2 separate regions of the Homo sapiens genome follow, and region 1 is linked to region 2. A link is an interaction called in ENCODE POLR2A ChIA-PET data of the cell type or tissue named here. Cell type or tissue: HepG2. All regions are shown on one strand. Each heading gives the region's core, and the rest is flanking DNA. Links, peaks and the distances in the headings are about the cores only. Region 1 has its middle 8.8 kb from the start of OSTCP2. Region 2 overlaps GPN2 (GPN-loop GTPase 2).

Region 1 (5,372 bases), core at 314-5,313, 95 kb before region 2:
CAGCGCAGAAGTGGCACCAACTTCACTCCTGGTGCACCTCAGGTATATGACTTTGATCTCGTTGGGGTCAAACTTCCATGGCACTGGGGAGGCGGCTGGTGTCGGATGAACCCGGATTTGGGACGACCAAAGAAAGTTGCACCTTGGCCTCCTCTGAGCCGAAAGGAGAATTTTTTTTTTTTTTTTGAGACGACGTCTCACTTTGCTGCCCAGGCTGGGATGCAGTGGCGAAATCTTGGCTCCCTGCAATCTCTGCCTCCTGGGTTCAAGTGATTCCGCCTCAGCCTCCTGAGCACCTGGGATTATAGGTGCATGCTGCCATGCCCGGCTAATTTTTGTATTTTTGTAGAGACGGGGTTTCACCATGTTGGCCAGGCTGGTCTAGAACTCTGGATCTCAAGTAATCTGCCTGCCTTGGCCTCCCAAAGTGCTGGGATTACAGGTGTGAGCCACTGTGCCCGGCCTCTACAATTTTTTTTTTTTTTTGAGATGGAGAATGGCGTGATCTCAGCTCACTGCAACCTTTGCCTCCCCAGTTCAAGTGATTATCCTGCCTCAGCCTCCCAAGTAGCTGGGATTACAGGCGCGTGCCACCACGCCAGGCTAATTTTTTGTATTTTTAGTAGAAACAGGGTTTCACCATGTTAGCCAGGCTGGTCTCGAACTCTTGACCTCAGGTGATCCACTGCCTCGGCCTCCCAAAGTGCTGGGGTTACAGGCATGAATCACCGTGCCTGGCCAAAAGAAATTTTTTTTTTTTTAATTAGCTGGGTGTGGTGGCACGCTCCTGTAGCCCCAGCTATTAGGGAGGCTGAGGGAGGAGGATTGCTTGAGCCTGGGAGGTTGGGACTGTAGTGGGCTATGATGGTGCCACTGCCTTTTAGCAGGGTGACAGAGCAAGACCCCCTTCTCCAAAAAAAAAATAATCATAATAATAAAAGAAGTTGAAAGGAAAAAGAAAGCATGAGAGCCTGGCTCTCCAGCAAGTTCATTCCTGCCACAAGCCTTTATTAAGCACTTACTGTGTGCAGACACTGCTCCAAGTGCTGGGGATGTAGCAGTGATCAAGACAGGCAAGAACCCTTCCCTCTGAGCACTCTCAAGCCAGGGCAAGAGAGGAAGGCCATAGAGTCTACACAAATAAGGTCATATGCGCTATGAAGGAAGTGAACAGTGAAGTGTAGGGAATAACCAAGGAAACCTACAGTAGAAAGGGAAGTCGAGGATGATGGAGTAGGCAGCTGTGGCTTTTGCCCTCCAAGCATCCATTTGTCCTACTTTTGGTAACAGTGACTTTATATTTTGTGGGGAACCATCTCTCCTACCTGCTCAGTGCATGTTTGTTGGGTTTTTTTTTTGGTTTTTTTTTTGAGACAGAGTTTTGCTCTTGTTGCCCAGGCTGGAGTGCACAATCTCGGCTCACCTCAACCTCCACCTCCTAGGTTCAAGTGATTCTCCTGCCTCAGCCTCCCGAGTAGCTGGGATTACAGGCATGTACCACCGCGCCCGACTAATTTTGTATTTTTAGTAGAGACAGGGTTTCTCCATGTTGGTCAGGCTGGTCTCGAACTCCTGACCTCAGGTGATCTGCCTGCCTCGGCCTCCCAAAGTGCTGGGATTACAGGCATGAGCCACCGCACCCGGCCTCAGTGCATGTTTTTTGTCTTTAGGAATGGGCCCATCTTTAGGAATGGGCTTGTGACCCTGGCCTGGCCAATGAAACTCAATACTGGGATGTTTGCTGAAACTGTTGAGAAAGAGAAACTCTTTATTTGAGAATTTTTTTTTTTTTTTGAGATGGAGTTCAAGCAACTCCCTGCCTCATCCTCCTGAATAGCTAGGATGACAGGCGCCCGCCACCATGCCCGGATAACTTTTATATTTTTAGTACAGACGGGGTTTCACCATCTTGGCCAGGCTGGTCTTGAGCTCCTGACCTCATGATCCACCCACCTCAGCCTCCCAAAGTGCTGGGATTACAGGCGTGAGCCACCACACCCGGCCACTTGAGAATTTTTGACCAAATAGATTATAAACATGGAGATGCAGGCAGCCATCTTGCCATCACAAGAAAAGTGCCTGCCTGAGGACGCGCCTGCCTGGCAGGAGAGCACAGAAACAGAGAAACCAGATGAGTGGTAAAATCACCTGAGCACCTGATGCCAGGAGTATCTGAAGGTAGTTCTACCCTTGGACTTTTTAGTTAAGTGAGCCAATAAATTCTGAAGGATGCAAGGGAGCCAGTCCAGGGAGTGCCATGAAGGAGCAACCCAGAGGGAAGGAACAGAAAGTGCAAAGACTTTGCAGAAGAGAATTTGGCTCATTTGTGGAATGCAGTCAGCACCTAAAGCAGGAACACAACACTCTGTGCTGACGGAATGAGAAGGGATAGAGCCACAGGAAGAGAGTTCCATTTCCAACAAAATGGAAGAAGAAGGGTGCAGAGAAACCCTTCCTCATATATAGCACTTAAAAAAATATAGATATGTTCCAAAATTATCTTTTATAAGGCATTGATGATGTCCTGAAGTCCTGTCCTGGGCAGGCCTATGCAAACCTATCCTCAAAGTCTGAAGAAGCTAAGAGGCTGAAGAAAAAGGCTAAGCCGGGCATGGTGGCACAGCACTTTGGGAGGCTGAGGTGGGTGGAACACCTGAGGTCAGGAGTTTGAGACCAGCTTGGCCAACATAGTGAAACCCCATCTCTACTAAAAATACAAAAAATTAGCCGGGCGTGGTGGTGGGCACCTGTAATCCCAGCTACTAGGGAGACTGAGGCAGGAGAATGGCTTGAACCTGGGAGGTGGAGGTTGCAGTGAGCCAAGATTGCGCCATTGCACTCCAGCCTGGGCAACAGGAGCAAAAATCCATCTCAAAAAAAAAAAAAAAAGAAAGAAAGAAAAGGAAAGAAAGAAAGAGAGAAAGAAAGAAAGAAAGAAAGAAAGAAAAGAAAGAAAGAAAGAAAAAAAGGCTGACAGATCCAGTTTTTCAGAAAGAAACATGTAATAGGGACTTACAAACAGAAGCTATGCCTGTTTCTCGGGGGACAGTGATGGTGGATCCCTGTGTCATTACCCCTGACCCAGGGCTTATCTACCACAGGGAAAGAGTAGACATGATTCTGAAGAGATGTATAGGACAACTGAAGTATGAAAACATCAAGGTTGTTTTAAGGTTGACTTAAGGGCAGGATTTATGGTAAGTACCTGTGCTTACACAAAGAACTGGAAATCTTAGAGGCCTTCCTGGAACTAGGGTTAATCAGAAGTCAACATGACAGATTAGCATCCAAGGTGGAGTTGCTTTGGCCTCCACAATGGACTGACTATGCAGTAAGGGAAAAAAATTAACAGAAATAATAAGAAAGGGCCACTCCTCTTCAGTAAATGAGCCTTATAGCTGGCATTTGTCCCAAGGGCACCTGTTGAACCCCGAGGCCACCTGTTGAACCCTGAGGCCTAGATCAGTCAAAAATTTTTTTTACTTCAGCTCATGATTTGGCATTTTACAACAGGACCCAATATATAGACAAAAGTTTCACAAGCCATACTCACCCCAATTATGTGTGGGGCACACTGATATTTCCTTGCCAATCTATTCTATGCCATTCTATTTTCTTTTTGAAATGGAGTCTCACTCTGTTGTCCAGGCTGGAGTGCAGTGGCGCCATCTTGGCTCACTGCAACCTCCGCCTCCCGGGTTCCAGAGATTCTCCTGCCTCAGCCTCCCAAGTAGCTGGGACTACAGGCGCATGCCACCATGCCCGGCTAATTTTTGTATTTTTAGTAGAGACGGGGTTTCACCATGTTGGCCAGGCTGATCTGGAACTCCTGACCTCAGGTGATCAGCCCACCTCGGCCTCCCAAAGTGCTGGCATTACAGGTGTGAGTTACCGTGCCCGGCTTCTATTTTCTTTCTTTCTTTCTTTCTTTCTTTTTTTTTTTAATGCACCTGGCTGGGCACAGTGGCTCACGCCTATAATCCCAGCACTTTGGGAGGCCAAGGCAGGCGGATCACCTGAGGTCGGGAGTTCGAGACCAGCCTGACCAACATGGAGAAACCCCGTCTCTACTAAAAATACAAAATTAGCCGGGTGTGGTGGCACATGTCTGTAATCCCAGCTACTTGGGAGGCTGAGGTAGGAGAATCGCTTGAACCCGGGAGGTGGAGGTTGCGATGAGCCAAGAGATCGTGCCATTGCACTCCAGCTGGGCAACAAGAGCAAAACTCCATCTAAAAAAAAATAAAATAAAATACAGGTTGAGTTCCATTGAATGATGCAGTACCAGGAGTTGTATTCTATTTGGGGAGGGGAAGCCAAGTTGCAATCACCATTGCAATCAGAAAGCATTCAGAAGAAAGGGGCCATTTGGGGCTCCAGCATTGTGTTGGATTTCTTTTCTAGGGAGTGCAATTTTAGACATGTTGAGTTTGAAATGCCTTTTAGATATTCAAGCAGAGATTTCAAGTGGGCAGTTGAAATTGTTTCTGGAGCTCAAGGCAGGGGATGGGGCTGTAGATATGAATTTGGAATGATCACATAGCTGGCACTGAACTGGATGAGATGACCGTGAGATGAGAGGAGAGGACCAAGGGCTGAGCCTTGGGCTGATATTAAGCGGCCAGTGAGAACAAGTAGCCACAACCTTTGCCCTTTTCTCTCTACTTTTCTCCATCTTGCTGTCAGAAACTCAGATTTGGTGAATGCCATCAAGAACCTTAGGAACAAGCAGGGGCCTGGCCCTCGGGATGACAGAACAGTGAGCTGCTGGCCTCGGATTAGATTCCAGCTGAATCCAATTCCTAACTGATAGAGTAACGATACTGAGCAACTCCTGGCAAAATTGATCAAGACAAAGAAAGGGAGGTGGCACAAATAAACAATGTTAGGCTTGAAGAAAGGGACTTAACTATAGTTGTTGCTGAGATTTAAAAGATAATAGGGCCAGGCGTGGGGGTTCATGCCTGTAATCCCAGCACTTTGGGAGGCTGAGGTGGGCAGATCACCTGAGGTCAGGAGTTCTAGACCAGCCTGGCCGACATGGTGAAACTCCGTCTTTACTAAAAATACAAAAAATTAACTGGGCGTGGTGGCACACACCTGTAGTCCCAGCTACTCAGGAGGCTGAGGCATGAGAAGTGCTTGAACCCTGGAGGTGGAGGTTGCGGTGAGCCAAGATGGTGCCACTGCACTCCCGCCTGGGTGACAGAATGAGACCCTGTCTCCAAAAAAAAAAAAAAAAAAGTGACCGGCTCGGTGGCTCATGCCTGTAATCCCAGCACTTTGGGAGGCCGAGGCGGGCAGATCACCAGGTCAGGAGATCAAGACCATCCTGCCTAACAGGGTGAAACCCCATCTCTACTAAAAATACA
Region 2 (5,372 bases), core at 307-5,306:
TGGCCAGGCTGCTCTTGAACTCCTGACCTTAAGTGATCTACCTGCCTTGGCCTCCCAAAGTGCTGGGCTTTACAGGTGTGAACCACCGTGCCTGGCCCAGTTATAGATTTAAAACATGCATATTCATTGGATGTCTACTTAAGAGAAGTACTGTGCCAGGCACTGGGAATACTGCGACAGATGACCTGGCCCTAAGGGGTGTTTAGTTGAGTAGGGGAGGCAGGTGAGTTAATAGGCGTTTATTACATGGCAGGGATACCATGTACAATAGGTGTAAACCCAGGGGACTGTGGATATGCATAGGGGAGCTTATCTGTTCTAATCTGAGTGAGTTGGTGGTCAGGAAACATGAGATTTATCCAGCCTTTGGGGACATGTAGAACTACTCCAGGCCAAGAAAGCTACAGGTACAGAGGCAAGATGGAGGAAGGTGTATTTAGAGATTGCAAGCAGTTTTACATACTTCTGTTTCACTCACAGAACTGTTTCTCTCCTCCCTGCTCAGGACAAGGAGAGCATCCAGCGAGTCCTGCAGGCTGTGGATAAAGCCAATGGATACTGTTTCAGAGCCCAAGAGCAGCGAAGCTTGGAAGCCATGATGTCTGCCGCAATGGGAGCCGACTTCCATTTCTCTTCGTATCCTTGCCAGCTTCCTGGCCATAGCAGAGAGGGTGAGACATGGGACTCAAGAATGGCCACAGGAGGTGCAGTCATCAACCTTGTGGATGACCAATTTCTTTTTTTTTTTTTTTTTTTGAGATGGAGTCTTGCTCTGTCGCCCAGGCTGGAGTGCAGTGGCACGATCTCAGCTCACTGCAAGCTCTGCCTCCCGGGTTCACGCCACTCTCCTGCCCCAGCCTCCTGAGTAGCTGGGACTACAGCCACCCACCACCACGCCCAGCTAATTTTTTGTATTTTTAGTAGAGACGGGGTTTCACTGTGTTGGCCAGGATGGTCTTGATCTCCTGACCTTGTGATCCACCCAATTTCTTTTTTCTTTTTTTTTTTTGAAAGGGAGTTTCGCTCTTGTTGCCCAGGCTGGATCGCACAATGGCGCAATCTTGGCTCTGTGTAACCTCTGCCTCCCATATTCAAGCAATTCTCCTGCCTCAGCCTCCCAAGTAGCTGGTATTAGTGTGCGCCACTGTGCCCAGTTAGTTTTTATATTTTTAGTAGAGACGGGGTTTCACCATGTTGGCCAGGCTGGTCTGGAACTCTTGACCTCAGGTGATCCACCTGCCTCAGCCTCCCAAAGTGCTGGGATTACAGGCATGAGCCACTGCGCCCGGCCGTGGATGACTGATTTCATATTGATCAGTTGGGCTTCCTGATGACTGTCTCTCATGTGCAAAGGTGGTCCCTTGGCTTCAGAGTTGGTTGTACTGAGGACAAGAGAGGATATTGATCAATAGGAGTAACAAATACAGAGGCCCAGAAATGAGAGGGCATTAGTCATTCGGGAGAGATGCAGGAGTCCAGTTCCTGGTGTGTTGCATGTGAAGAGGAAAGGGCGTTGCAGGGGTACAGGCAGGGCTGCCGAGGGAGGGGCCTGAGTGCCCTACTAAGGAATGTGGACTTCAGTTCATGGGTGGGCAGTGGGAGCAAGTATTCAAGCAGTACTGTTGAACAGGGTGTGACACAATCAGATGTACATTTTAGAAAAGCCCCTGCAATTGTGGAAAATGCATTTAAGGGACGTGATTGGGGGCAAAAGAGTTTTACAGTCTTGCTAGGTGAGAAGGGTTGAAAGATTTGTAGTGAGAATAGAAAGAAAGGTGTAGAATGGAAAAATACTAAGGAGATAGACTGTAAGAGTCAGTGACTGAATGGGATAGATGGAGCTGGAGTAGAACTTAGCTTCCCAGATCTCTGGCTTAGACGGTGGGTGGTTGTACTAATCACTGAGGCAGGAAAAGGAGGAGGGAGCAGGTTTGTCACATGGATGAAAGGGACAAGAGCTGGCAGATGTGCTGTGTTCAGGGGTCCATGGGACATCCAGAGCTGTCCAAGAGGCAGCCAGACTTTTGGAGCTTGGTTAGTGACTAATGAGGCTGGAGCCAAGGTCATGGGTAGGTGTCCATCAGGTCACAGAGGCCATGCGTGAAGCAGGACAGAAAAGTCCAGGCCCTCTAGGCTGATGCTCTCACAGATTCAGCATCTATGCAGCATGCTGGAGACAAGGGGGACTCAGGAGTCTTAGGGTATAGAGGAAAATAATTCCAGCCAACACTTACTGATGTTTCTCGAGCCATATGTGGGAAACAAAGCTCATGGGGTCGGGGTTGGAGGAATGACTTATAAATGATGGCAGTAGAGTGTGCAGTCCCTGATGAAGGTACTAAGGAGCTGCGTCACACCTGCAGTTAATGTAGGCCAATTGGACTGCATGTGCTCAGCAAAAGAGGGGAGGAGCAATTTTTTTTTTAAATTTAAGATGGACTTTCTTTTGCTGTTGTTGCCCAGGCTGGAATGCAATCTCCAACTCCAGGGTTCAAGTGATTCTCCTCCCTCAGCCTCCTAAGTAGCTGGGATTACAGGCATGCTCCACCACACCTGGCCCTTTTTTTTTTTTTTTTTTGAGACGGACCGTCAATCTTGTTGCCCCAGTTGGAGTGCAATGGTGCAATCTCAGCTCACTGCAACCTCCATCTCCCACGTTCAAGCAATTCTCCTGCCTCAGCCTCCCGAGTAAGTGGGATAATAGGCGCCCGCCACCACGCTCAGCTAATTTTTTGTATTTTTAGTAGAGACAGCGTTTTACCATGTTGGCCAGGCTGGTTTCGAACTCCTGAACTCAGGTGATCCACCTGCCTTGGCCTCCCAAAGTGCTGGGATTATAGGCGTGAGCCACCATGCCCGGCCTGCAACTTTTATATTTATTTCTTAGAGGCAGGGTCTTGCTCCTTTGCCCAGGCTGGAGTGCAGTGATGCAATCATAGCTCACTGCGACCTTGAACTCCTGGGCTCGTTACCCTCCCACCTCAGCCTCCCAAAGTGCTGGGATCACAGGCATGAGCCATCGTCCCCAGCTGGGAAGGGCAGTTTATGTTTGTTTATTTTGTGAGGCAGAGTCTCACTCTGTTGCCCAGGCTGGAGTGCAGTGGCGTGATCTCAGCTCACTGCAGCCTTGACCTCCCTGGGCTCAAGTGATCCTCCCACTTCAGCCTCCTGAATAGCTAGGACTATGGGCGTGTGCCACTGTGGCCAGCTAATTTTTGTAGAGATGGGGTTTCACCATACAGCCTAGGCTGGGAGAAGCAATTTAAATAATGTAGTATTTTGTACACCGTACAGATGGTTCCCAACTTATGATGGCTCAACTTTATGATGGTGTGAAAGCTATATGCATTCAGTAGAAATCATACTTTGGGTACCTATCAATCATTCTTTCACTTTCAGTACAGTATTCAATAAATTACATGAGATATTCAATACTTTATTGTAAAATAGGCTTTGTGTTAGATAATTTTGCCCAAATGCAGCTAACGTAAGTGTTCTAAGAATATTTAAGGTAGGCGAAACTAAGCTATGATGTGTGGTAGGTTATGTGTATTAAATGCATTTTCGACTTAAGATATTTTTGATTTAGGATGGGTTTATCAGGATGTAACCCCATCATAAGTCAAGGAGCATCTGTACGTTACTTTATGTATTCGTATATATAAAGGATTCTATTCACAAAACCATGTATGCTGCATTTAACAAATAATTTGAGGAATTTTAAAGAGTATTTTTAACCATATACATTTGTGCTGATTTTAGATTCTGCCCTGACCCTAACCCCCTTAAGATTCAGCAGCTCTCTGTAAGAGAGTAGGGACTGATACAAATAAGGGAGTGGTCAGCTTTGCTGAAGGGTAGGTGGGTAAGGAAAGCTTTATGGAGGCATGACACGTGAGTTGTGTCATTTCAAGGTGAGGGTTAGCCAGTCTAATGAAGAAGAAAAGGGAATTCAAGTTAAGAGAACATGCAAAGGCATAGGGGTTCAAAGTTGAGACAGGTTTCAAGGGTTGCAAATAAGATGGCATGGGCCAAGTGTAATGGCTTCATGCCTGTAATTCCAACACTTTGGGAGTTAAAGGTGGGAGGATTGCTCAAGGCCAGGAGTTTGAGACCAGACTGGGTAACATAGTGAGACCCCATCTCTCTCTCTTTTTTTTTTTTAAAGTATAAAAATTTATTTTTGGCCAGGCGTGGTGGCTTACGCCTGTAATCCCAGCACTTTGGGAGGCCAAGGCGGGCGGATCACGAGGTCAGGAGATCGAGACCATTTCTGTCAACATGGTGAAACCCTGTCTCTACTAAAAATAGAAAAATTAGCTGGGTGTGCTGGCATGTACCTGTAGTCCCAGCTACTCTGGAGGCTGAGGCAGGAGAATTGCTTGAACCAGGGAGTTGGAGGTTGCGGTGAGCCGAGATCGCGCCACTGCACTCCAGCTTGGTGACAGAGTGAGACTCTGTCTCAAAAAAAAGAAAAAGAAAGGTCTGTAACTCGAACATCATTTGGTGGGCTAAGTGCTTTACTTGCAGGGTCATTTAATCCTCATTTCAACCCCTTTTATAATTGAGGCGACAGGCCCAAGGTCCCTCTCCCGGGATGTTTTGGAAGAACAGTTCAAACCTTGGTTTTGGTGGGTGTAGAATCTGTTTCTTACTTTGGAGCCATCTGGTAGTACAACAGCCATGGTGTCCTAACATAGCCAACCTAGCCATGGCTAACCTCCATGTCCTCGTCAGACCCCAGACCCAGACATCATCAGGTTTTGAACTCCCTTAGTCTGGCTCCAGAGCATGTGCCATAACGCAAAATTGCAAGGTTAGTACTGTCCAGTCCTTTGATCCGCAGCAGTGTGTGGAAGAGGCAGATAGAGGAGCATTTGAGTCTGGGTGTTTTTGGAGGCTTCTCATACCTGATTGGTCCCTATAATTATGAGGAAGAGAGGGATGGACATGGTTGGAGTGTAGGCATCAGCGGAAGTCAGATCCTGCCCAGACCAGCTCCCCATCCTCTGCCTATGCTATCAGCCTTGACGCACCCTTCCTCAGCACACTGGGCATCCAGGAGAAGTACCTGGCACCCTCGAACCAGTCAGTGGAGCAGGAAGCCATGCAGCTGTAGCAACAAGGTGGACCCTGGAGAGCAGGATGCATAATCCAGCACTGGGGAAAGTGGAGGCTCCTGATGCAGGCTGCAGACCCAAGAGCAAGTCCTCCCAGCCAGAGCTGGCGGGCTGGCAAGGGGATATTCAGCTCTGCAAAGGACTTCTGGCCAAAAAGCCAGACATGGTGCCAAGCAGAACACCCCCCATACTGTCAGTGGTGTCCGTGAGCTCTGGGCCCTGCCACCAGAAAGTCGAGCACTGGTCCTAGTC

Evidence for each region. Peaks named below come from ENCODE experiments on the same cell type or tissue, not always from the same donor. Only the 100,000 strongest peaks of a DNase experiment are listed, where the experiment ranks them.
Region 1: POLR2A ChIA-PET joins it to region 2 with 5 read pairs; 7 of 35 experiments call an interaction of 5 or more read pairs at or near these places.

What each region holds. Positions count from the first base shown.
Region 1 is chr1:26,974,877-26,980,248 of GRCh38, reverse strand. It overlaps the pseudogene RPL12P13. Among named protein-coding and RNA genes, the nearest start is that of OSTCP2, 8.8 kb to the left of the region's middle. In HepG2, for the core only: no CTCF peak of the experiment used is centred there; no DNase peak of the experiment used is centred there.
Region 2 is chr1:26,879,424-26,884,795 of GRCh38, reverse strand. It overlaps GPN2 (GPN-loop GTPase 2), which reads left to right. Exons shown (of 5, transcript NM_018066.4): 4 at 506-636; 5 at 5,047-5,372. The coding sequence ends at 5,119. Among named protein-coding and RNA genes, the nearest start is that of GPN2-AS1, 6.0 kb to the right of the region's middle. In HepG2, for the core only: no CTCF peak of the experiment used is centred there; DNase peaks (open chromatin) are centred at 1,519 and 2,995.